2 separate regions of the Homo sapiens genome follow, and region 1 is linked to region 2. A link is a loop called in an ENCODE intact Hi-C map of the cell type or tissue named here. Cell type or tissue: mammary epithelial cell. All regions are shown on one strand. Links, peaks and the distances in the headings refer to the core of each region. The heading gives the core; the rest is flanking DNA.

Evidence for each region. Hi-C counts contacts between places; a loop is a spot of excess contacts. Peaks named below come from ENCODE experiments on the same cell type or tissue, not always from the same donor. Only the 100,000 strongest peaks of a DNase experiment are listed, where the experiment ranks them.
Region 1: it touches region 2 in a loop (7-fold over the local background); 3 of 110 quality-filtered maps call a loop at or near these places.

The regions. Positions count from the first base shown.
Region 1 is chr20:7,093,380-7,096,303 of GRCh38, forward strand. No RefSeq gene overlaps it. Among named protein-coding and RNA genes, the nearest start is that of LINC01428, 160 kb to the right of the region's middle. In mammary epithelial cell, for the core only: a CTCF peak has its summit at 1,224 (motif pointing left); a DNase peak (open chromatin) is centred at 1,242.
Region 2 is chr20:6,167,628-6,170,476 of GRCh38, forward strand. No RefSeq gene overlaps it. Among named protein-coding and RNA genes, the nearest start is that of FERMT1, 46 kb to the left of the region's middle. In mammary epithelial cell, for the core only: a CTCF peak has its summit at 1,871; no DNase peak of the experiment used is centred there.

The sequences.
Region 1 (2,924 bases), core at 170-2,669, 930 kb after region 2:
TCTGGGGAAAAATAAGTAAACAAAGTAATATCTCTGTGTATGTTAGCAATTCTCTTTCCCCAGCCACCCCAGTGCTTGCCCAATGGACTGATGAACATGGTGACCATAATAACAGGGTTGTAGGCTATGTCTGGGCTCAACAGGAACTTCTTACTAAGGTTGACCTGGCTACCACTAATGTGTAGCCTGATCTACCATTTTTTTTGCTTTTAATTCTCCAAAATTTCTTTTCTAGTATGTGTATAAAGTTATGGCATGCATCACATCACTCAAATAATATACATTACACTCATTAAGTGATTTATCATCACTTCCCTCACTTCCACTCTTTCACCTGTCCGAGTTTCCTTTGTCTGTTATTCCACATTCTACATCCATGCATACACATTATTCAGCTCCCACTTATAAAGTGAGAATATACAGTATTTGTCTTGCTATGTCTCACTTGTTTCACTAAAGCTAATGTCCTCCAGTTCCATTAAAGTTGCTTCAAAAGACAAAAATTTTTTTTTGTTTTTTTACTGCTAAATGGTGTCACATTACGGACATGTGCCACATTTTCTTTATCCAGTTATCCACTGATGGACACTTAGGTTGATTCCATATCTTTGCTATTGTGAATAGTTCTTCCACAAACATATAGGTGCGGTTATCTTTTTGATATAATGATTTATTTTCTTTTGAGTGGTTACCAGATAGTGGAATTGCTGGATTGAATAGTAGTTCTATTTTTAGTTCTCTGAGAAATCTCCATACTGTTTTATGTTCCCACTAACAGTGTATAAGAGTTCTCTTTCCTCCACATTCTACCAACATTTGTTATTTTTTGTCTTTTTAATAATAACCATTCTGACTGGCCTTAGATCATATCTCATTGTGGTTTTAATTTGCATTTCTTTGATGATTAGTGATATTGAGCATTTTTTTATACACCTGTTGGCCATCAGATGTCTTCTTTTGAAAAATGACTATTAATATTCTTTGCGTATTTTTAATGGATTATTAGTTTTTGTTGTTGAGTTGTTGAGTCCCTTGTAAATTATGGATATTAGTCCTTGTTGGATAAATGGTTTTCAAATATTTGTTCCCATTCCGAGGGTTGCCTGTTTGTATTCCTTTTTCTATGCAGAAGCTTTTTAGTTTAATTAAGTCCCATTTGTCTATCTGCCAATTTTGGATATCAACAGTTTCCATTGTGGCACCATTCCCTGGGGACCACCCTGCCACCTAGCGGCAGGTTGATTGAATTGGCTCTCTTCCATCACGGAAGTGACAGATTTATCCTCATTGGAATAGACATATGATCCGGATATGAGTTTATCTTCCCTGCTGGTAATATTTCTTTTAGTACTACCATAAATGGACTCAAATAATGCCTGACCCACCGTGATGGGATTCCTCACAGTACTGCGTTGGATCCAGAAGTGCATTTCACAGCAAAGGAAATGCAATAATGGGATCATGTCTTAGAATCAAATGGCCTTCCCATATACCTCATTACCCAAGAGCAGTTGGCCTAATTGAAAGGTAACATGGCTTAATAAAGACTCTGTTATGGTGTCAATTGGTAAATTACAGCTTGAATGCGCAGGATTTTGTTTTATAGGGTGCAGTTTATGCTTTGAATCAGAGGTCACTGTATGTCATTGTTTTTCCTACAGTCAGAGTGCGTGTGTCCTGGAATCAAGGTGTGAAAGTGAAAATGTCTACTCTATTATCTAATAACCCCCTGCAAAATTTTGCCTCTTATTCTGATAATGTTGAGCTCTGCTGGATTGGAGATCTTAGCCTACAAGAGGAATGCTTCCCCTGGGGGACATGATAGGTCCATAGCAATGACTTCATCAAATTGAAAGATGAAGTTTTGATCTGGTCACTTTGGGCTCCCTCCACCACTAAACAAATAAGCAAACTAACAAAAAAAGGAGCTAAAAGGGAGCTAATCTACTGGCTGGAATGATTGATTTTGATTACCCAGAGTAATCTGGGTTGCTGCTGTAAAAGAAAAAGAAAGACAATGTCTGGAAACTATTTTTATGTAAACAGAAAAAAAAAAAAGCTTTCATAAGAACCAAAAAATCACATGAACACTCATAGAACCTGGTTGTAACTTCATATCACTGAAAAAGGCACGGAAGAGATAGAAAAAAACCAGTCCTGAATTGCCAATGCCAAGCTTCCCCAAACCTCCATAGTGGCTATGTGGTACAGAGAGCATCTCTGGTTGCTGGGGGCAGGGGAGCACAGCAATTGTGATTCATTGAACTCAGTGTTGTCCTTTTAGAGAAGAAAGGAAAACTGGACCAAACTCAGCTGATGCCTGCCCACAGAAAAAGCATTTAAACCAGCCCTACCCAGAAAAGAATTGCAAATCTCAACTATCCTAACTTGAATTTCCCCAAACCTCTCCACCAAGGGCTACAGTGCTCTCCGTCTCAAAGTAAACTTGAAAGGCAGTCTAGGCCATAAGGACTGCAATTCTTTTTTTTTTTTTTTTTTTTTTTTTTGAGATGGATTCTCACTGTCGCCCAGGCTGGAGTGCAGTGGTGCAATCTTGGCTCACTGCAACCTCTGCCTCCAATGTTCAAGCGATTCTCCTGCCTCAGCCTCCTGAGTAGCTGGGACTACAGGCGTGTGCCATCATGCCCAGCTAATTTTTGTATTTTTAGTAGAGATGGGGTTTCACCTTGTTGGCCAGGATGGTCTCGATCTCTTGACCTCATGTTCCGCCTGCCTCGGCCTCCCAAAGTGCTGGGATTACAGGCGTGAGCCACTGTGCCCGGCCAGGGCTACAACTCTTAGATGTGTCCTAGTGCTGAACCAGGCCCAGAGACAGTGGACTGGGAAGGAGGGGTACACAATATACTCAGACACCAGCTAGGGCAGCCAAGGGAGTGCTGGCATCACATCTTCCCTAGCCCCAG
Region 2 (2,849 bases), core at 350-2,849:
CTCCTTTTCCCTTTATTCTTCATAGACATTTCTCCCAATAAATCATTTGCATGTCCAGTCTTATCTTGGCACCTACTTCTCAGAGGACTTGCACTGAGCTACCCCCGAACATGTTGGTCAGCATTTCTCTAGAATGAAACTTGGAGAAATAAAGTTTTGGGGCCTTAAAGTATATAAGCATATCTGTCCACATATTTCCTTAACTTTACATATATATATATATATAAAAAAAAATATATATATAAATAAATATATGAAGTGCACATATCATTAATAAGCAGCTCAACAAATTTCACAAACTGAACATATCCATGAAGCCAGCACCCAGATTATGAAACAGAACATTATCAGCCTTTCAGAATCAGAAACCTCCTTATACCGCCTTCTGATTCAGGACACGCAGGCCTCCAAACTGGGGCTTAGCCTGGGAGGGTTCTTGGCTTTGCCCAGGAAAATATTCAAAGGTGAGCCAGTGGTGTTAGGCAGGAATCTTTTATTGAATGGCACTGCTCCTTGTGGAGCACAGATAACTCATAGGCAATGCACCCAGAGTCAGCAAGGTATGGGCTCTTGACAACTGCATTTATACCCACTTTTAATTATATGCAAATTAAGGAGTAGTTTAATGCAAATTGAAAATATGGGTAGAACTTTCTTGGAAAGGGGCAGTAACTTCCAGATTGTTGCCATGGAAAGATGTAACTCCCAGGTTGTTGCCATGGCATTTGTAAAGTGTCATGGTGCTGGTGGGAGTGTCCCATGCTAATGAACAATGAGGGAAGCTGGGGATTACTGTCATTGCCATCTGCTGATTTTGGCCAGTTTCTTCACATTATCCTGTCTGGACCAGATCCTCCTTTGGTCAACAGGGTTGTGACTAGAAAACAAGTCTCCTACCTCACTTCCAGTCATTTCCCACCTCCCCAAGGCTACATCTGACTCTTAACACCATAGATTAGTTTTGTCTGTTCTTGAGTAAGTTATACAATCATACAATGTGTTTTAAAATAATACAAGATGTATTCTTTAGTGCTGGCTTCTTTTGCTTAACATTATGCTTGTGAGATTAATTCATGTTCATTTATTATCATCGCTTGTAATATTCTGTTGTGTGATGTGACTAAACAACAGTTTATTCATTCATTTTTTACTGTTGTAATTTCCAGTTTTTGGCTTCTAAAAACAGTGCTGAAATGAACAATCTTGTACAAGTCTTGGTGAACATACGCATACATTTCTGTTGGATGTGTGCTTAGAAGTGGAATTGCAGGATGTGCTTTAAATCTAGCTGGGTATAGTGGCAAATGCCTGTAATCCTAGCTGCCTGGGAGGCTGAGGTGGGAGGATCGCTTGAGCCCAGGAGTTCAAGGCTGCAGTGAGCTATGATCATACCACTGCAATTCAGCCTGTGTGACAGAGGAAGACACTATCTCTTAAAAAATCAAAGCCTTTCTTGCCCAAAAGTTTAGTGTTAAATACCTGAAAACAAACCCAAACTACTGTATCAATCAGGGTCCAACCAAGAGATAGAAAGCACACAGTAATTTGAACCTGGAAAGTTTTGTATGAAAAATTATTAGCTATAACAGAGGGTTGATGTAATGAGGATTGTCTAGTAAAAAGTAAAGAGAACTGTAAAGAATGGAAGAAGCAGATATGAGAAGTAGCTTCTACCCATAGATAGCACTCCCAAGAATGTTCCTTCCTCCCCTCAGGGAGGATCCAACCTTATTGGGCAGACAAGGCCATGGCTTTCTGCATGGTGAGTAAGTTGGCTGAGATGTCATGACAGTGGAATTTACTGGAAATCATCCCTCTGAGATGCTGGGTGTCCACAGAGAGGTCCCTGGTAGTGTTGAGTGAACTGCCAGCCACTGGGTGCTGCTATTGCTACATGCTGAAGAAATCATTCACTTCAGAAGCCAGACACTGGAGCAGCCTCACACCATAGAAGCTGGGTAGGGGGAGAACATAAGACCTGAAAGAAAAAAACCCCTTCCTCTTATGTCCCCTTCTTTCCCATTCCCTCTACTGACAAGACTTAATATCATGCCAGCTGGTAAAGGAGAAATATTTTCAGGGTCTAGCTCAATTTTTGCAGAGCAGGCAATGAAAGATGAATTTAGAGCTGAGAGACCTCAAACTGTTAATTGGCACACTATTATCTATGATAAACAGATATACAATAGAAATAGTGAAATACCAATTCTGTTAAATATTGTCCATTGTCAATAAATATGCTACAGTGTGTTTTGAGGAATAGCTTTCTAGAAAGAATTGATGTTATTGTATGTGGTCCGGGCGTGGGATTTGGGATGCTGGACAAATGGTTATTATGACTTACTTCCAAAGGCCCTCTTTGCTTATTTGCTTCACCAGCTTTGAATTTCTTGGCAAATCCTAATGGAAACTCACCTATGTAATGGGCTTGAATTTGACTACACAAACTCAGATGTGCAAGACATGCATGTCATGTTATTTTTCAAGAATAAATTTAAATCTGTATCTGAGTCCTAATCTTTCTGAGCTGCTGGGATAGTACATCTCATTCATTGTTGGAGTTTCCTGTCTGCCCCCATCCCAAGTCAGGTATAAGCCTCAGAGCAGACATTTGCAGAGAATCCCATGGTATCCATTAACAAGCTCATGGTTTAAGTGCACATTATCTTTTAAGAGTGGACATCCGGCCGGGCGCGGTGGCTCACGCCTGTAATCCCAGCACTTTGGGAGGCCGAGGCGGGCGGATCACGAGGTCAGGAGATCGAGACCATCCCGGCTAAAACGGTGAAACCCCGTCTCTACTGAAAATACAAAAAATTAGCCGGGCGTAGTGGCGGGCGCCTGTAGTC